2 separate regions of the Homo sapiens genome follow, and region 2 is linked to region 1. The links are chromatin loops, found by intact Hi-C in ENCODE. Cell type or tissue: A673. All regions are shown on one strand. Each heading gives the region's core, and the rest is flanking DNA. Links, peaks and the distances in the headings are about the cores only.

The links. Peaks named below come from ENCODE experiments on the same cell type or tissue, not always from the same donor. Only the 100,000 strongest peaks of a DNase experiment are listed, where the experiment ranks them.
Region 2: a loop joins it to region 1, with 2.3 times the contacts of the local background. A loop is called at or near these places in 1 of 110 quality-filtered maps.

The regions. Positions count from the first base shown.
Region 1 is chr14:28,772,086-28,777,409 of GRCh38, reverse strand. It overlaps LINC01551 (long intergenic non-protein coding RNA 1551), which reads right to left and starts at 4,706. Exons shown (of 3, transcript NR_026731.1): 1 at 4,555-4,706; 2 at 3,977-4,050. RefSeq lists an enhancer at 2,620-3,119. In A673, for the core only: a CTCF peak has its summit at 2,830; a DNase peak (open chromatin) is centred at 2,849; H3K27me3 peaks cover 5,000 bases.
Region 2 is chr14:29,014,164-29,019,487 of GRCh38, reverse strand. The region is part of intron 2 of LINC02326 (long intergenic non-protein coding RNA 2326); the gene reads left to right. It overlaps LOC107984685 (a long non-coding RNA gene), which reads right to left. Exons shown (of 11, transcript XR_007064101.1): 4 at 401-535. Among named protein-coding and RNA genes, the nearest start is that of LINC02326, 48 kb to the left of the region's middle. In A673, for the core only: CTCF peaks have their summits at 2,807 and 3,008 (motif pointing left); a DNase peak (open chromatin) is centred at 3,007; H3K27me3 peaks cover 453 bases.

The sequences.
Region 1 (5,324 bases), core at 116-5,115:
ATAAACTATATACTCAAGAACTCCAGATTGTCTCATTCAGCCTAAGCACCCCTGGCATAATTTAGAGTTAATAGATGTTTTAAAACACATGTCTATATTCAAATGATTGCTACTTGATTTTTCATAAACAGCATTAATAAACCCAATGGCCAGCTTATTGTTATGAGGGTAACTTCATCATGCCAATGGAAAAAGACAACCAAGCTCATTTAGCAGTTTCATTCTATTATATCTGACATCACAAAATCATCTTTTTCTATTTTATTGAAGCACATCAATACAATGTATGAAGAAAAGAATGGAAGTTTTCAAGCAGCATGAGGTTTTAATCAGAAACAGATTCCTAATTGCTAAAAAGCAAGTATGAATAAGTAATTTCATAATCTCCTTGGGTTGCCATAATTCACTATCAGGTTTACTTAAAATGGATCTGTCAAGTGTGTTTCGCTTCCTATATAAGCTCTTTCATTAAAAGCAACCTACGATAATAATCAAGAGGCAGATGCTGAAATATGTAAGTAAATAACTGAAAGTCTCTGCATAAATAAACACAAATCAATGTAGTAATAGACAACACTATTGATGTAGGAATGATCGATTTTAGTTTTCTAACCTGCAATCAGAGCTTGCAATGTATAATTAAAAGTATATTTTTCAACTCCACTAATACTACTACTACTGGAAAAAAAATTCTTTCTGCCAGTTCTACCTGAATGTACTTTATTCCTTCTAGTGTATTTCTGATGGGATGGGAGGAGTACTGTTTTTTCTGCAAAAGCTTTGCCAAACTTTAAAATGACATCATTAATTATATAAATTGTAAAAGTATCAAATAATAAAATTACCACCTAATTCTTGCTCTGAATTTTTCAACCTTTATCCCAGCCTCTAATTATTCATTCAGCACATTTTAATAGGAAAAACACACAATAGTGCTTATTATTTTTAAAGATCTTTTTCAACTACTGTAGTACATTTTGGTTTAAAGATTCTTTGGGCCTTTTGTTAAAAAAAAATAAGTTGTCATTTCCTCAGTACACTATGGAAGCTCTCACACTTATACTTGTATATGGAAGCACCATGAAGCAAGCAAGGAGAACAAAAACTGCATTGTTTCAATATTGTTTCATATAATGATTGCAAAACAAACTAGTATCTGACTCAAAGAAATAAATATACTTTGGATTTCTAGAAATTCACATCTGAAACAATGTTTTAGATTTTGCTAAAAGTTAAATTTTCTTTTTGAGAATATGTATCCCTGGAAGGCCGAATTGATTTAGATTAGCAAGCACCAGTATGTGATGAGTTTGAATATTTAGATTCTGGAGAGTAATGAAAATACAGTGCTCATATTTTTTCTTCATCAACAAAGATGCTTATTTACATTCATTCTTGAATCCAGGCTTCTCAAGCACAAGCCTTTAAAAGAATGTCTTCTTTATGAAATTCAGCTACTTTGAAAGGGATTTTTTCCTATGTGATATCACTGGCACACAAATATTGATTTTGATTGTCTTTATAATATTGTATCACAAAACACTCTCTCAGACTTCTCTCACATCCAGGGCCAAGAATTCAAGGGCAACCGAATCCAAAAGGAAAATATCATCAGTTATTATTTAGGGCTAATTTAACAGATAATTTAACTTCAAACAACAATGATCAGGTCATTAAATTTCAGAGCAATGAGAAAATGAAAGAACTGAGAGACAAGTCTCCATAACCCCATTACAGATTTTAGTCTTCGTGCTCAATCAACGGAATCAAAAACGTCTACGCAGGAAGATACGTTTTCACCTTAAACGCATTGATTCAAAGAATGAGACAATAGGAAGAGATGAGGAGGAATAAAGTTGAAAGCGAGGACTCCAGTTTCTGGGAGTGCCAGCGGAGTAGGCAAATTCAACCTAAGCCGAAAATGAACACCCAAATATGTTTGTTAATTAAACACTCCCTCTCTTTCCAACACGAATCTCAAATCTGTAAATGTCCAACATGCTTTCCTCCTAGCGGCTTTTCTGCAAGATAGGGAAGATAGGACCGAAGATAGGGAAAAAGATTACATGTGCTAAGCAACAGACCACGAAAAAAACATGGGGCATTTTATTTTCCCTCCCACCCTCACAAACATAATTTGTGAGTTATTTGTTATCATTTTAAATGCCTTTTCTGATCACAACACTTTCAGAATGTCTGCCTACCTCAAGGTTTGATAGAGGAGCTGGTGAAGGCGGTGTTGAATCATAGAAATTGAGTCTTACTTGCAGGGGAGGGCGGGTGAGGGGGGAGTCAGAAGTGGACCACCTCTATTCTGCATCGCCCTTCCTTCCCATCGCCTTTCCCAGACTGAAGATTACAGCCTGAAAATCTCCGCACTCGCGGGGTACTCTGCCCACCGGAGTCCCGGCCTCCCTCTGGCCAACAACCGGCGCCTTCAGTGCTCTGGGAATTCCCACCCCGAGGCTACCTGTTTTCCTGTGAGATCCCTGCACCTTGGACCACAGGCTTGGGCAGAGAGAAGCAAAATGGGGTAGAAAGCGAAGGGCGAGTGGGGTAACAAGTGGAGAGGAGAAGAGATGTCCATTACAGAGCAAATAATTTTATCTACTAGCTGAGAAGTGCTGAGATCTGAAACCGCACCGGGTAAACAAAAGGAAACAACTTTGGGAGGGGAAAAAAGGTTGGGGGGAGGTGGTGGCACACAGAAGATTAAGAAGAAAGGGAAAAGGTAGGGAAGCGCGCCAGCCAAGGTTCTGAAGTCACTTTTCTTGGCATCAGCCAATATGAGCTACCCAAACGTACAGCTCTGCTTGTCCTGGGCAAGAGCGCCCTCATGTTGCTGCTCCCTGCGCAGCGCCCGGCTTCACCCTCTGCGGGGATCGCCGCCGCAATGTCCCGAGAGCGCTTCTCCTCTCCTCCTCCGCCACCGCGCAGCCAGGGCGGCCCCAACTCAGCAGCTGAAGTTACTTCTCCACACCGGTTCAAAACCCGAGAAAACAACGCTGCCAGGTCCCTGCCACAACGACTTCAAGTCCCGCCATTATGCCACCTCTCCATCTTCACCCCGGAGTCCCTGAGGCGCCGGGAAAAGCTAATTAATAGGACACCGCGACGAGAGTCCCAAATTCGCTTCGGGCCGAGCCAACCTGTGTCTGGCGCGTGCTCTCAGCCACTCTGGGACAGAGAGGCTCTCGAGCGTACTACCGACGTCTCCTAAGTGTGCATTAAGAATCAATTATTTGCCTGAGATTTCCAAAGCCAGGAACTGGGATATTCCCAGCAGGGACAAAGTCAAGCCCAGAACGGTGTTCATTTCCCTAGTCTTTCGAAGAGACAGAAGAGAAGACTCCCACACGCACCCAGTGCCTCACCCGACCCGGAGCAGCCCGGCTAAATCCGACCGGGACCCTGGTGTGACCCAGGCCAAGGAGCTGGGGGCGGAGGGCCAGCTCTGGGGAAGGTTGGCTATGTTAGTGTGCAAATAGAGAAGGGCGATCCAAAGAAGAACTTTAGAGAGAAGCAGGTTCTTGGCTCTGGAGCAAAGAGCTTTAACTGAAATAAGGATAGCTAATAAACCTGTCTTTGAGCGTTAAGAACGTCCCGGAAGTTCCTGTAGCAACCATAAGACTCAGAAATCATATTTCCACGAAATGAATTAATTTACACTTTAGGACCTATTTCAGTCTCCCACTACCCCTTCTCCGTATAATTTTTTCTCGTTTTCTCTCCATGTTCCTTTGCCGTGTCTACATCCTTTTGACCTGGGGATTCACCGTGATTTCTGTCAACGTGGAAAAAAATTATGCATCCTTTCAGCTACGTCTGTTGGTAGCGAGCCTGCTAACATTTTCTAAGAAAAGATGAACACTTAAGGCCAGGACCCCAAAGTCAGGCGTTAAAACTCAGTCCAAAGCAGTCAGTTACACATATTCCCTACCCTACCCCTTCCCCTCTGAAAAGCACTTTCACTTACGGATCTTGCTGTAAGAGCCATTCCAGTCCTGATATCCTTTTCCTCGGCATCCTTCGGACAACCTCAGGCAGAGCCTTAGGTGGTGGGGAAAAACAAAAACAAAACACAGTAGAAATCGGGAGGGAGACAAGAGGCACAAAACATAACAATACATCATCTATTTGCCAGCCTGGAGCCCCCTTGGCCTACATCCTCAGGATAAGGTCCCTAGAACTGACCGCTAGGGTGGGGAATGGGTGCCTTTGGGAGCCAAAATCTGAGGTGGGTTATTTTAACTGCTAGTGATTGAGGGGAAAGGGCCCTGAAGGGAGAATAGAAAAGGGGAATGATTGGTATAGAGAAAAGAAATCTTAAAAAAAAAAAAAAAATGCACGCAAAAGAAAATCTAGCATGAAGTACTAACTGGGAAAGATCTCTAGCACCTTTTAACTCTTACAGGTAGGTAGCTCTTAGGAAGAATGCAGACGTGTGTGCCCAAAAGAGAGAATCTAGATGACCTCTATTCTTTCCATATCTCCAGGATCTGGACTTAAGTAGAAAAATAAAGAGGGGAGAATTTTAATTCAAGTTTCACCTACCCTGCTTGTTGGAATGGCTGCGCAGATTTTCATGCTGGAGAGTTCCATCTGTCTGGCAGAAGCTGAAGTGGTGTTGGGGGCAGGTTATCTGGTGAAGTAGGAATGTACAGGAACCCCGCCCTCTAGGCACAGTTACACAACCCCAGCAACCCATCTCAGCCAGTTCTAAAACCTCTAATGATCTTCACCTTCACCCTTTGTTAGTCTAATTCTCCAACAGGCTTTTAGTCTCAAACACAACCAACCACTTTAGCTGTTCATAAAATTAATTTCTCAAAACCAAAATTTTCCCAGTGCATGCAAATTCCTCAACAATGTTGTAGAAAATACACTTTTTAAAAAACTACACTTCTATAGACTTCTAAATATATTGAATTTATCCACGTATTTGGGTGAAATATGCACCAACTTAAATATATATTAAAATCAATACACTATGAGACTAAATTTTTGCCTCTCTGCCTTTGATTTTATGCAAGTCACATAAACTACATGAAGGCTTCCATGACCATAAGGATATTTGTATTAAACCTTGTTAGTTCTAGACTTCATGTTCACTTGGTTCCCAATTTTGTAACAGGCTGAAGAAACATATTTGAAATAATACTTTAACTCCTCTAGTTCAATTACATCATTTTCTCAGTGTTTTACATATTAATATTTTTTGTTAACTTTACAACAGACAAATTCAAGTAAAATACTTTAAACCTGGAAATAAACTTTAATTTGGGATTTCAAGTTTTAAGTTGTGATCAGTTTCAGTTCCAAAA
Region 2 (5,324 bases), core at 123-5,122, 240 kb before region 1:
AGATAACCAAATAAATAACAGAATATGCCTAAGGAAATTTGGAATTAAATAGTTGTCTATCCTTTTACTCAAGACATGTTGGATGGTGAGTTCAAATCCTTTCTAATAATAGATTATTTGATGGCTTAAAGCACAATATTTCCTAGAAGGTGAGAAGTAGCCCACCATACGGAGAACAGCAAAGGATGTTTTGGGCAGATACCTACATAAGAAGACACTCTTGGGCAGAGAAGAATCTAGTATTTGACAAATGGCAGAGGTCGATGTGTCTGATAAAATGTTGAATGATCAGGAAATTGAAATCTGATATTAGAGACAGGATTGGCCACAGAAACAAATTTAGTTAGAATTCTAAGTCTGATAGGAAATTTTAAAATGGAGAGGTGTGACAGGGCTTTACCTATAAGGAGATTCAGTTGGCTGGTCTGTGGAAGTGGACTGCAGAGCAGCAGGAAGGAGTATACAAAGGCTGGTTTGGAGGTTATTGTCATTCAGGTCGGAGATGATGGCATCCTGGCTGCTCATTAAGGTAGCCCTGTACATAGAGGAACATAGAGAGAGAGAGAATTAAGGAGAGAATTAAGGTCAATTTTGAAGAAAAGGGATTTGCTAATTGAATAAATGTGGTTGATGAAGGAAAGAAATCCCACACTGAAGTCAATGCACCTGGGTGAATGTATTAATTATACCACCTCATCTCATGACCCATCAAATCTTTAGTGCAGTTCCTTCTTAGAAGCTTTATTTTGTTAAATTTACATAGAATAACTCGATCGAAGATCCTAGTGTTTCCAATCACAGTCAGGCCTAAGATCATATAATAATTAGGTTTCAGTTAATTCTGAGACTCTAGAGACCAGCACTTGCTCATCATACCTCATATTCCTATATTGTGGCGTATCCCAAAGCACTCAACCCAAAACCCTGGATTGGCACCTTCTTTCATATATATACACACACATATACATGTATATACATACACACATATACATACACACATATACATGTATATATATACACACACATACGTATATATGTATGTATACATATCTGTATACATGTGTGTATACATATATACATATACGTATATGTGTGTATACATATGTGTGTATACATGTGTGTATACGTGTGTATACATGTGTATGTACACATATATGTGTATGCATGTGTGCACATTGTGTGTATACATGTGTATACATATATGTATATATACATATATACATACATGTATACATATATACATATATGTATATATGTATGTAGTGTATATACATATACGTATATACGTATATACACACATGTACGTATATACGTATATATACACACATGTACGTATATACGTATATATACACACATGTACGTATATACGTATATATACACACATGTACGTATATACGTATATATACACACATGTACGTATATACGTATATATACACACATGTACGTATATACGTATATATACACACATGTACGTATATACGTATATATACACACATGTATATAGGTATATATACACACATGTATATACGTATATATACACACGTATATACGTATATATACACACGTATATACGTATATATACACACATGTATATACGTATATATACACACATGTATATATACACACATGTATATATACACACATGTATATACACACACGTATATATGTATATATACACACACGTATATATGTATATATACACACACGTATATATGTATATATACACACACGTATATATGTATATATACACACATGTATATATGTATATATACACACATGTATATATGTATATATGTATATATACACACATATGTATATACATATATACACACATATGTATGTAGACATACATACATATATACAGACATATACATATACATGTATATATACATATACGTATATATACACATATACATATATACACATACACGTATATATACACGTATATACGTATATACACGTATATACACATATACATATATATACACATATATGTGTATATATATATATATAAATCTAATTTTTCAGCCATTTTATTTCCTCCAAAAACTCTCATTCTTCTTCCATCTCATTCAAACTGTGTGCATACTCTCTCCATCTATACCCAGGCAAAAATTGTCTCTCAAAAAAGCCTCTTCATCAGTGTATGCATATGTTTAAAAAACTGACTTTTTCTTAATTCAAAGATAAAATTTCAGAATTTGTTAAATCTTATGTGTAGACATTTTGTGGGACTTTGAAATTCTTCTTGTGCAACAAAGCACACCAGTGATTCTATAATACCATATGTTAAAAGCTACCTCTTCCATGAGAACACCCAGCAGCTAAATTCAGTTGTCCTCTTCATCATTACCTTACCTTTTACCACACATTTTCACAGGTTTTTTTTTTCTGCATATTATTTCATCTAATAGCAGAATATCAGGGCTTGAAGTCAGTTTAAAGATTATGAGCTAATCCAAATGTCCCAATATATACATAAGGAAGCTACATCCAAAGGAAAAACACTTTTCAAGGCCACAGTGGCTAGAAACTGTTGCACTCATATCAAGAACCTGTCTTTCAACAGGCAACACAGTCGGCCTTCTACCCGGCTGCTTCTTCCTTGAAGGCTTATCTTGAAGTGAAGGCTATGCCTACTTCTCATGCGTCTGATTTTCATTGAGCCCAAGTGTTCTCCCTAAATAAAGGCAGACAGGCCAACCAGCACAAGTATCTTTTCTATCCTATGTGGTGGCCCATAATGCAAAATGGAGAGTGGAATATTAAGATAGATTTCTTTGTCTGGAATTTCCTGGGAAGAACATTGCAGTTGCTTAACGTGCATAGTAATGCCGTGGCGACCTTGTTAACATGCAGTTTCTAATTCACTAGATCTGGGATGGGGCCTGAGATTCTGCACCGCTAACAAGGTCCCAGGTGGTGTAGGTGCTGTTGGGCTGCAGACCACGCAGAGTAGGTAGAGCACAGACTTAAGACCCTCAAAACCTGTGCCTCAGGGTGCCCTCTGCTGGCGGCAGCTGTGCAAGCAGTTTTTAGGCTCCCTGTTGGCAATCCAGGGGATAGAAAGAAGACTTAGATATTAGGTTTCTTCTCCCATGTGATGGTTAATTTTATGTGTCAACTTAGGTAGGCTATAGTGCTCAGTTGTTTGGCCAAATGCCAGGCTAGATGTTTCTTTGAAGGTATGAGATGTGATTAGTATTTAAATCAGTTGATTTTGAGTAAAGCAGATTACCTCCCATAATGTGGGTGAGCCTCATCCAATCAGTTGAAGGCTTTAAGACAAAAGACTGAGATCCTTGGAAGAAGAAGGAATTGCAAGAATAGCAGCGTGTGGGCCTGTCCGGAACATTTCAGACTTTCCAGGTCTCATAAATGCATAAATAATTTCCTTAAAATAAATGTCTCTAGATGGACAGATAGAGATATATATCTAAATCTTTCCGTATATCTACCTCAAGAGAGAGAAAGGGGGAACCAACAGACTGTGTGTGTATATGTGTGATATATATACATTCATACATATATATACACAGAGATGTATATATATATACATCTCTGTGTGTGTGTGTATATATATATATATATACACACACACACACACACACACACACACACTGTTTCCACAGCAAAAGAAACTATCATCAGAGTGAACAGACAACCTACAGAATGGAAGAAAATTTTCACAATCTATCCATCTGACAAAGGTCTAATATCCAGAGTCTATAAGGAACTTAAACAAATTTACAAGAAAAAAACAACCCCATTAAAAAGCAAGCAGAGGACATGAACATACACTTCTCAAAAGAAGACATACATGCAGCCAATAAACATATGAAAAACAGTTTAATATCACTGATCATTAGAGAAATGCAAATCAAAACCACAATGAGATACCATCTCATGTCAGTCAGAATAGCTATTATTAAAAATTCAAAAAACTATAGATGCTGGTGAAGTTGCTGAGAAAAAAGAACACTTTTACATCATTCGTGGGAGTGTAAATTAGTTCAACCATTGTGGAAGACAGTGTGGTGATTTCTCAAAGACCTAGAGGCAGAAAAAATTGACTCAGCAATGTCATTCATTACTGGGTACATACCCAGAGGAATCATTCTGCTATAAAGATACATGCACGTGTATTTTCATTGCAGCACAATTCACAATAGCACGGACATGAAATCAACTTAAATATCCATCAATGATACACTGGATAAAGAAAAGGTAGCACATATACACCATGGATTATTATGTCCTTTGTAGGGATATGGATGAAGCTGGAAGCGATTATGGTCAGCAAAGTAATGCAGGAACAGAAAACCAAACACGGTATGTTCTCACTTACAAGTGGGAGCTGAATAATGAGACCACATGGACACATGGCAGGGAACAACACACACTGGGTCCTGTAGGCGGGGGTCGGGTGGAGAGAGGGAGAGCATCAAGAAGAATAGCTAATGGTTGCTGGGCTTAATACCTAGGTGATGGGTTGGTCTGTGCAGCAAACCACCATGGCACTTGTTTACATATGTAACAAACCTGCATGTCCTATACCTGTACCTCTGAACTTAAAAGTTGAAGAAAAAATAACAAAAACTATATATTTTTTTTCTCTAGAGAGCCCTAATATATCATAATGAGATAATATCAATTTCCTAGAATAATGCTGTCATATTTTCAAGTACTGACAAATATGAAAAGTTAACACTGAGAAAACACTAAATCTGTATTTCATTCATTTACCAAATATATTTGAGCATCTATTCTGTGTGAGTCCCTGGGGATATAGATGAGAGGAATACGAAGTGCCTGCCCTCATGCAGTACATGTTCTGGTCAGGGAAACAGGCAACAGATAAGTGCACAATGAATAGAAATGCAGAAAACAATACACACCATGGAGAAAAAAAGAGAAAGATAAAAGTAGATAGTAAAGGACTTTCAGAAGAGGTAATACTTGAATGGTATTTAAACAGAGACTCTCCAAATTAATTGACATGTTTACCTGGCCAACTGATATCTGTAAGTATTCACCACGTTCGACATGATTTTCTAGAGGCTAGGGATAAAAGATAAATATTATCTGACTTTAAGAAACTTACACAGAGAAGTTGAAACACACACATCCTCAAAAAAGAGGATATTTAATAAAAGTTATACTAGAGAGGGTATCCTAAACTATAAAATGGCCAGAAGATAAACAAAGTTTGGATTGGATAAATCCTTTAAACGAGATTAGTAGTGACAGAAATATATAGTGTATGTTGGGACTCAAATCTTAAAGTAAGTTATTTTGGAGGTATACTAAATTACCTAATTAAT